Linked DNA regions of Mus musculus: regions 1, 2 and 3 are each linked to region 4. Evidence: chromatin loops called from intact Hi-C (ENCODE). Cell type or tissue: heart. All regions are shown on one strand.

Evidence for each region. A loop is a pair of places that touch in the nucleus more often than their neighbours do. Peaks named below come from ENCODE experiments on the same cell type or tissue, not always from the same donor. Only the 100,000 strongest peaks of a DNase experiment are listed, where the experiment ranks them.
Region 1: a loop joins it to region 4, with 7 times the contacts of the local background. A loop is called at or near these places in 6 of 42 quality-filtered maps.
Region 2: a loop joins it to region 4, with 8 times the contacts of the local background. A loop is called at or near these places in 7 of 42 quality-filtered maps.
Region 3: it touches region 4 in a loop (10-fold over the local background); 5 of 42 quality-filtered maps call a loop at or near these places.

Annotation. Positions count from the first base shown.
Region 1 is chr9:27,175,113-27,177,612 of GRCm38, reverse strand. No RefSeq gene overlaps it. Among named protein-coding and RNA genes, the nearest start is that of Jam3, 21 kb to the right of the region's middle. In heart, a CTCF peak has its summit at 1,243 (motif pointing right); a DNase peak (open chromatin) is centred at 1,212.
Region 2 is chr9:27,324,913-27,327,412 of GRCm38, reverse strand. It overlaps Igsf9b (immunoglobulin superfamily, member 9B), which reads right to left. Exons shown (of 20, transcript NM_001326702.1): 13 at 392-567. Among named protein-coding and RNA genes, the nearest start is that of Igsf9b, 27 kb to the right of the region's middle. In heart, a CTCF peak has its summit at 1,271; a DNase peak (open chromatin) is centred at 1,292.
Region 3 is chr9:27,286,249-27,288,748 of GRCm38, reverse strand. No RefSeq gene overlaps it. Among named protein-coding and RNA genes, the nearest start is that of Igsf9b, 12 kb to the left of the region's middle. In heart, a CTCF peak has its summit at 1,112 (motif pointing right); no DNase peak of the experiment used is centred here; H3K27me3 peaks cover 224 bases.
Region 4 is chr9:27,073,491-27,075,990 of GRCm38, reverse strand. All of the region lies in intron 25 of Ncapd3 (non-SMC condensin II complex, subunit D3), which reads right to left. Among named protein-coding and RNA genes, the nearest start is that of Ncapd3, 45 kb to the right of the region's middle. In heart, a CTCF peak has its summit at 1,135 (motif pointing left); no DNase peak of the experiment used is centred here; H3K27ac peaks cover 470 bases.

The DNA of each region.
Region 1 (2,500 bases), 100 kb before region 4:
GAAAAGGAGAGGCATTGCTTTCAATCAGTAAATGGGCTACTCATCTCAGCAATCGCCACGGCAGACTAACATTTGATGCCCCGACATAGTCCCCACGGACTTACACCTGAAGCGGAGCCTCTTATACTATAAGGCCCCCATAACACTCCCATGAGAAGCAGGACTGCAGTCCCTGGGACGATTTTAAAGAAAAGATGTAAGGACATTCCAAAGCAGGAAAACCAGAAAGGGCTTTGTGGAGGAAGTGGGGTTTGAATTCACCTTGAAGACCAGGAAGATTTAGATTCACAGCTCTGACAGGGAAGGCATCCTAGCCAAAAGAATGATACTAACAAAGTTAGAACTCTTGTGCCACAGGCACCGTTGACTAACACACAAGAGAAAAGTAATATCCCACATGAATGGAGTGGTGGTCCAGGTCGACAGATTACTTATGTTGGGGGTTCTTGCTCCGTAGTCCAGGCTGCTTCAGTCTCTATCCCACACAGCTCGGGGCGACTCTTAAACAAAAGCATGATGTCTCAAAGTCATAGGATTAAGAGAGTTAAAGCAGATCTTTTTATTTCACCTTCAGACCTCTTTGGGCAAGCAACATAGGTTCCTTCTCTGGGGATGCTCACATTCCCCTCTCTGCTGGTAGAGCCCTTTGGGTGCTGCCACATCCCTACAGGGTCCCTAGATGCAAAGCAAGTGGATTCCAACACAATCAGGACTGCTCCACTCTCTTCTGCTCAAATCCTCTTAGAGGGTAGAAAACTCACCCTAAAAATCTACCTTAGACTTTCTCCTTGGTCTTCCTTGGTTCATTCTGAAGTGTCTGGAATATGGCTTTCTTCTTCTTCTTCTTCTTCTTCTTCTTCTTCTTCTTCTTCTCCTTCTCCTCCTCCTCCTCCTCCTCCTCCTCCTCCTCCTCCTCCTCCTCCTCCTCCTCCTCCTCCTCCTCCTCCTCCTTCTTCTTCTTCTTCTTCTTCTTCTACTTCTCAGAAACATATTAAACCCCAGCTTTCACCATTGTTGTTTCTCACAATGGCTCAGCTCTGGGCTCATATCCATGTGGAATCTCTGTTTACATCTTCAAGCTCTTATAATGCTAGGACACTTTATATAGAATGTCAAAATGACAGAGCATTTTTAGAGAACATTTGGTGTTAAAGGGGGCTGGTTGATAAGGGGACTGGACGAGAAAAATGAATTGTAGTAGTTAGAATGGACCACAAGGTGGAGCAATGGGGCTGGAATAACTGGAGGCCAGAGCAGAAGGGTGATTTCCATTCCCACCAGCAGGCCAGCTAACAGGAAGCTAGGAAGGCTACAGTCTGAGCTCCTAGCTTGGGTTTTGGAACACAGGGAAAGGCTTGCAGAAGCAGGCTTTTCTGTTTGTTTTCCCTCCCCTCGCCCTTTATTTCTTTTTTGGCATATGGGAGCTTCTCCCTCTTCCTGGTTTCTTGGGGTATGTGGCCCAGAGTGTCCCTGGTCCCTCAGCAGGAAGAGGGAGTAACCCCCATATGCCAAAAGCTGAAAGGTTCTGCTGGCCACAGGATTGCTGGCCCTGTGACCTTAAGATTGGAGAAACAGATAAAGCATGGTCAAAGGTGTTTTATTTTGTCATTTAATGAGTTTCTTGGAGACCAGGCCTGTTCCTGAGAGAAGCTACACTCTGAATATTAGCTGTTTACACGTACACACACGCCGTGCAGACACACACGCAAAAGCAAGCATGCACAGTCTGGAACTCACTGTGTGTCCCAGGCTGGTCTCAAATTTACAACACTCCTGCCTCGGTCTCCCAGTTGCTGAGATTACAGATCTAACTCACCATAACTGGTCCCAACTGGCTATTTAAGGGGCTTTCCTGACAGAGGGTTTGCAGGCTTCTAGGAAGCACAAGAGTGTCCCTTCTGGTGTCCACCCGAAATCCATCCCACACAAGTACCATGCACATAAGAGTCCTCTTGCTTCAATTCGAATGTCCTGCACATGTCCTTTTCTAGACATTCCTCAGCGGCTTTCTCCGAATTGCGAGTCAAAATTGCGAGTCGAATTGCATGCCTATGCACAGGTGCATACACGCCCATCCTCTCCTGTCTGCAGCCTGCATTCCACAAACAGTCACTTGGACCCTCTACGGTCTCCTCACAAACAGATCCCACAGAATCCTGTGAACATTTGTCTCGGACAGAAAGCAGATGCCTGTACACAACTTGTACACACACACACACACACACACATGCTAGGCTAGACACTGCAAATGCTGAGGTAAAAATCCCACGCCTGCAGCTTTCGGGCACAGCACCTACTCAGACACTTGTTTTCCTCTTTTGCGAGCTCAGCACGGAAGGGAAAGAGTACAGAAATGGAGAACGAAATTCTAAAGGGTTGAGCTGTGTCTTCTCTTAGCTAGGGAGTCAAAAGCATTTCTGAGAGGAAGGCTTTGATTTGGAATCTTATGTGAAGCCAGGAGTGTGAGGAAGATACCTTGAGAAGCTGGCCTCAGTAGGGT
Region 2 (2,500 bases), 250 kb before region 4:
TGAAGTCACAACTTCCAGTTCACCTGAGAAGTGTCTGCTTGCCAAGGCTGTTCTTGGACCCCAGAAGACATGCAACTACAGGTAGATAGTGCAGAAAATTCCATGTCCCCTTGTAAAACTGCCAAACATTCATACATATCTCTGAGCCTGTCTGTTCCATCCAAGGATGCAAAAGGAATACAGCTAAAATGCCATCACGTGGGAGCAGGCAAACACTACAGGAGTACATGGCAAATCCTTACTGGGAAATAATAGGGACTACAACAAAGACCACTTGGTAAGGTGCTGGCACCCACTAAGCCCTAATGTTAGCTCCATCACTACATTCAGCTCTCTCTAGGTAAGATCTGCTAAGAAATAGCCCCCAATACACAGCAGCCCAGAGCCTCACCTAAAGTGTTCACAGTGACCACCTCACTGAAGGCGCTGGTTCCCAGCCTGTTCTGGGCCAGGACACTGAACTGGTATGCGGTCTCAGGCTCCAGGCTGTCTACCAGCAACCAGCTGGGGCCCGGTGGCACTGACAAGGACAGCCAGTCGTGGGGCCCAAACTGAGCCCGCTTCATCCTGGCCAAAAGAGAGAGAGAGAGAGGATGGGGGAGAAGGGGTGGGGTGGGTCACACTGGAGAGGACAGTATGCATGCAAGGTCTTCAAGGGAAAGGCAGGGAAAGTACAAGCATCCCCAGGTTCAGGGGCAGGAAGAGGGAGAGCCAAGGTGGGGTTACTTGCCCGGCTCTGGCTATGCCAACCTTCATGGCACTAGGGCACACCCCATTGTGGTACCTCCCCAGTGAAAAGGGTCCTCAGGTGTAAATCATGCTGTAGACACTGGTCAGTTACCATTTGCATTGTGAGAGAATCCCACTCCAAGTACTACTGTATAAATGGACTCTGTCTTGCTAGAATAGGGACACTGAACATGAGGATGGAAGCTGGGCAGTGTCGTGACTAGAGAAGGAACCCAGATGACATGGGCTGTCTGCCCTACCAGGGAGAGGCAGAAGTAGGGCCGAGAGTATCACAGGATGTTCCACTCAATCAGTCCAGTTTAGGTCATCTGAGGATATCCAAAGCATTTTTAAAAATTGACCAGATTTTTCCCCATGGCAGGAACAGGGCTCCTAATGCCTTGAAGGCTAGAAGTTGCAACCAAAGGGAAAGTTATAATGATGGAAGGTAAAGAATCTAGCGGTGAGGTTTTCCAGTCTAAAGCCACCCACTTCTTCAACTTCAATAGGAGTAAACCACCTGCTACAGGTGCAGTTCCAGATGATACCACAGGGAGGAGACATTGTCCTGGGCAACTGGACCGCACTATTTGTCCCTGAGCTGTACTCAACTGATACCCACAGGCTCCTCTCTAGGTTTTAAGATGCACTGCCACTACCCAATATGACCAATATGTGAGCTGAGGCAAAAGAAAGTGAAGAAGAGGAGGAAGAGGAAGAGAAGTAGGAGAAGAAGAGAAAGAGGAGGAAGAGGAGAAGTAGAAGAAGGAAAAGGAGAAGATGAGGAAGAAGAGGAGGAAGAGAAGGAAGAAGTAGAAAGAGAAGTAGAAGAAGAAGAGGAGGAAGAAGAGAAGGAAGAGGAGGAGGAAAAGGAAGAGGAGAAGTAGAAGAAGGAGGAGAAATACAAGAAGGAGAAGAGGAGGAGGAGGAAGAGGAGGAAGAAGAGAAGGAAGAAGAGGAAGAGGAGGAGGAGCAAGAGGAGAAGTAGAAGAAGAGGAGGAGGAAGAGAAGGAAGAGGAGGAGGAAGAGGAGAAGAGGAAGAGGAAGAGGAAGAGGAAGAAGAAGAAGAAGAAGAAGAAGAAGAAGAAGAAGAAGAAGAAGAAGAAGAAGCAGCAGAAGCAGAAGCAGAAGCAGAAGCAGAAGCAGAAGCAGAAGCAGAAGCAGAAGCAGAAGCAGAAGCAGAAGCAGAAGCAGAAGCAGAAGCAGAAGCAGCAAGAAACAAATGTCTGTATAAGCACAATGAACTAGAGCTATTCAGAAAGAAGGGAAGGCCTCTTCTAGCATGACAACTGCCCTTCCCTCCCAATGCAAGTGAGCAGAGTGTGAGATAAGCGATGCAGATGAGTGTCAGGCAGTGTAGGGCAATAGCAGAGGTCACTTCCTGACCCATGCATGCATCTTACAACGTCCCCCAGGCAGTGGGCATGGGACCCTTCCCCCATCCAGAGGAACACAGACAAGGCTTGGGAGGTTGTTCTGACTGTATCTCCCACTATCTAGGTACACTTTGCCCATAGAGAACTCAACACCCAGGAGTTGCATTCAGTCTGAGAACAGCCAGGGCAATGGAAGGCCCCTCGAACCCATGCTGCTGAAGGCTCTCTGAGGTCTACAGTCTGCTTGCTCCTCCTCCTCAGACTCAGAGAGAAGCAGGCTGAAGAAGAAGGAAATAAATGTGCATCTTCCTCACTTGGGGATGCTGTCTGTGGATCTGGAGGCTGCAGTTTCCAGCTCCAGACAGGAAGACACATCAGGAATGAAAAGCCTCCGG
Region 3 (2,500 bases), 210 kb before region 4:
GCTGCCTAGTAGGAGATTGAGGGGAGGCCATTTGAGGCTCTGAAAAGAGAGTTTCATGGGAAACCTAGCACAATGAGCTCATAGAAGGAGGAATGTGAAGTTAAAAGGACAGAGGGGCAGGCTGCCACGAGCACTGCTTGCCTGGCAACTTCCCAAGGTTAATCGAGGGGCATCAAGCAGACTCTGAGACATTCCAACACTAGGGAAGCGGGTTGCACCGTTACCGTGGGGAGAAGGGGCCTCTCTCTGCCCGAGGCTGCTGTCACTTCTGGAGGCTTTTTGTAGAACGAGTTCTACAAAACCCATGGTGGGTTTTGTGGTGGGGCATCTCATCCATCGTCCAAGCAGACAATCCGTTACTGACAGACAGGCAAGACATCAGGGCCTAGTTCAACTGTCCTTGGACCCAGAGATGACAGCAGTTAGGAAACCTCTGTACATAGTTGAAACCCCCACTACATAAGAGATGGACATTTTTAAAAGAGCACGAAGGGAAGAGGGAGAGAAGAGGAATCAATGATAAAGGCAGGGAAACAAGAAGTCTAGACTGCAGGAGAAAATGGTGGCACTCTAGGGGCTTGTGTTCTAGCATGAAAGGTTTGGCATAAACAGAAATGCCAAGCTCTTATTATATGATATTAATACAACCCAAACCCATGTCTCCACATCAACATACAAAGCAACAGCCACACAAACACTAGTGCAGAGGACATACATAGGTAAGTGTGACAGAGCAAATGCATTGGTGCACCATGTATTGGTGCAGGACATTCTGCACATAGATTGGTACCCAGAATCCCTCCAATCACCGCATGTGCATAACTACAAAGCCCACCCACTCTGCTCTGTGGGCAGGTGTGACACTCCTTCTGGAAGCATAAGCTTAACACACACTGAACCACAGCATGTGGGTTGTCTGTGGTCAGCCGCAGCAGAATTCCCAGCATGGGTGTCCCTAGAACACTCTTGCCATTCGTGCCTTTTCCCAAGGATACAGCTTTTTCATGGTCGCATAGTACACAACATCTAGGATGGCCTACCTGTACTTCATCTTAATTATAGTGTAGAGGGTACCCATGTTCCCTAGCTACAGAGTCTAGGGAACAGCCACCAGTAGGTGGCGCCATTAGGAGCCTCTTAGAACCAGGAGTGGGATTAATGAGGACAAATTACATTTCTAGAAGGAAACTTGGTCATGCCCAGAGGGGAAAAACCCTCTTTACTGTGCCAGGGCCAAGCTCCGAAAATGAATTTGCCAGGCATTCAAGACAAGGATGACCACTCCCAGGAGGAAGAGAGAGGACGCAAACTAACAAACAAACCCAAAACCAAACCAGCCCAGAAAAAGGGATCAGGAGAGCCACTTCTGTGTGAGCAGTTGGAACTGGACACATGTGCACACATGTTAACTCTTCATGAACACTTTTGAGTGCTGTGCTATGATGCTAGACAGTCATGTATGTGTCAGTGGGTGTGGGCAACGTAGGTGTGTGAAAGCTTAAGGATGGGGGTGGGGCATGGACACACTTCAGCAGGTGATGCTACATAAGATGAAACCAAGCAAGCTAACACTCTCATGGTCACACCATCAGCACAGCACAGACCACAATTGTTAGCCTCTACCAACATAAACCCCAGCCCACACACTCCAGGAACACACACACACACACACACACACACACACACACACGATCACAACACCCACACAGACAGGTGCCGCACTGCCACATACAGACCTGCTCGCCCACACACTTTCACACATATATACGGCCTCAGAGAGAACCATAGGAATACATAGAATTGCTGTAGAGGCATGCACTGCTCTCCATGTGCACACACAGGTGTGTACTCTCACACATTTGGTGCTGTATCTGTAAATTCCCATGCCCTCACACCCTGGAGAAATTGAGAGAGAAGAGACCCTCCTGTTTTGTGCAGCATCGTAATGAGACATGAGAAAGATGTACAAACAGAAAGACTCCTGGTCTGAGGAAAGAGGGAAAGGGCAGAAAGGGACAGTCTTCTATGTGTCCTGTCTCCTAGTACTTCCAGGTTCCTCAGCACAGTGGCCAGGACCTCTACATCAGAGACAGGAGAGCCCCTGGCATTTCCTCATAAGTAGAGTCTGAATCCCTTACTGCAGATCCAGGGTGTGTACAGTCAGAACCAATCCAGCCCCTTTGATTAGGGAGGCTTCTAAACAAGCCACAAAAGCATATACCTCCCACGGCTGTTGTGAGTCACAAGTACCAGAGTCATGCCTGAGCTCTCCATAGGGGTGGCAACACCTCAGATTTCTATCACCATCCACTCCCGGACCACAAGGGAAACAGTCTGTGCAAAGCACACTGGATAATTTGGTGACACAGCATTTTACATTTCAGGGATGTAAGCCATGAGACCTGGCTTCTCACACGAACGTTGCTAACCTCTGTGATCCAGGAAAATCACCTTCCTCATCTGAGCCTCAGTTTCCCCTTTAAAGACCCAATTAGTCACA
Region 4 (2,500 bases):
AAGGCAGAGGTCACAACATCAGAAGGAGTTCTTTCTGAACTAACTTACTTGGGTAAACCATCTGTGACCAGAATAGGGAAAACCCTTAAAAGGAGAACAAATCTCCCAAGGAAATGAAGGGTAAGAATTTACCCCCTGTGGTCTTTTTATGGTCAACCTACTAGAGCAGTGTTCTCATGTCTACCTGAACTTTCCCCTCAGATCTGAACTTGAATTATAAATCTGTTAATTCATCAGTAAGAAGAAAGGTTGCTTTAATCCGATCTCAGGACAAATGATGGTCTTCTTGGGGTTTAGGGTTGGAATGCACATCGGCAGAGGTAACTGAGGGTGAGTTACTACTAAGCACATATATTTAACTGTCATATACAGTCTGCATATTCACATATAGCCTGCACATGAACAATGCATGCTCAGGGATGGAAGCTGCCACAAAGCCTTCCTTCCATTCGGAGAAGCTGCAATCAGTCAGTGCAGTGTTTACTAAAACACTGACAATGTCTTCTTGACACTCTGGGGAGAAAAGGATCTAATTTTTTTGTTTGCTGAAGTTAAAAGAAACTTAAATTTAGACTCAAGGAAGGTGAAGGCAAGGCATGGGGAGGTGGCAACTGGGTACAGCAACGGACCTGCAGCTGGTCAGCACCACAGCCTCTGCTGTTTGCCTGTATTCTGTTAATTTGATATTTTTCTCTCAATCCCATATCACGACTCAGGATCTTCAATGCTCATAGATAGGCACCCAATTGCCACTCACACCTGTCATTTTCCCGACTTCTTTACCCACAGTGCCCTGTGTTTGTATTTCATGGCACCTTTCTGTGAATGTGCCATGCACTGTGTCACTGCAGTGAATCTAAGCGCTTCCCTGGACACACTGTCCTTACCCTACCTTCCAGCTGTCCGGACACCCCCATCCCATCCCATTGGTTCTGCAGTTTCACTGAGCTCTCTACAGAATGGAGTTTCCTTGTCTCCCAAGCCAAGACACCTTTGGTTTTCCTTCCTTTTCTTTCTCAGCTATATTTTGTTTGAACTTAACTTTTGCAGCAACTGCCTATTAAACAGTCTGCTTATTTGTTGGCTATCATTCTGTGACTACCAGTCTACAAGGCCACCACCTAGTGGACAGAAAAGAAAATACTATACAATTTTTTAGCTTAAAAACTTGGTTTTATATAGGCCTGTTAAAGATGTGCTGGGATGTAGGCCAGGGGTAGAATACATACAGAACATGTATGAAGTCTTGGGCTTCAGAGTCCATTCCTCATTTTCCTTCCTCAATTTCGTCATGCTAGAATCTTTAGGAAATCCAACTTGACCAGAGAAGATATTCAATAGACTACTCTTGCTAAGTTCTTACTTGGGAGAAACACATGGAGAAACTAATCATAATATAAGCAAACAGACCTGACCACTGGCCTAGCATATATAGACGTTAGCTTTTCTGAGAGAAGAAACTCCTGTCCACTGAAAACTGAAAGATCTCGGGACTGGTGAGATGGCTAAAGGGTCTGCCAGCAAACCTGATGGTCCGAGGTTAACACTGGAACCCACATGGTGAAAGGAGACAAGTAACTTCTGAAAGTCGTTTTCCACCTTCCACATGCGTGCCGTGGCAGTATGCTCAACACAGATACATATAAGAAGGAAATAAGATATAATGAAAACCTTTAGTGAGAATATCAAGGTCCTAAAAATGTTAATTATTTCACCAGGTCTTTTTATGTGAGGGAATTTCCTTCTGACCTATATGCCCTGAGAATCTGGACTCACACCTTCTATGTAAACACTATGCACACTGATTAATGCTCTTCTTTAAACATATTCTTTTATATTCTGACTTAGCAGAAACACACAGAAACTAATCTATATAAGATATAACTAAACTAATATATATCAAGATTTATATTCTTATATATTCTTGTCAACTTTTAAAAATGTATTATTTTCAGTCAATACATATACATTGTACATATTTATGGGGTACCATGTGATATTTCAACATGTGTGTAGACTGTGAAATGTTTAAGTTGGGTTAAACTTATCTATTGCCTTTTAAACGAGCTTGTATGGGAGCTGATAAAAATAAGAGAAAAGACAGAAATACAGGTTAGACAGACAATGCTGCATCCTAGGTGCATCACCTGAAAGCATTCTGAGCACTTGTGCCAGGTCTGGACTGCAGACCATGGAGACTGCTGGCCACGAGGGGCCTATGGAAGAACATTAAAGTTACACAGTACTGGTAGATCTCATCCTTTCCCTGACTACACAAAAAAGAAGCTGGTGGCCCCAGCTTTTTTGCTTCTGGGCCTAGACAGTATTAATTAGAAGGTTAATTCTCTGCTACTCTGTTATGTGAAATGCTCCTCCTTTCAAAATTACACCAAAAGAACTTAACAGAAATTCTTCTACAGAAAGCAGACTAAATTATCGGTGACCAAATTTAGAACCAGAGGGAGCCATTACCATGAGCTATTTATAACTAATGAACTCT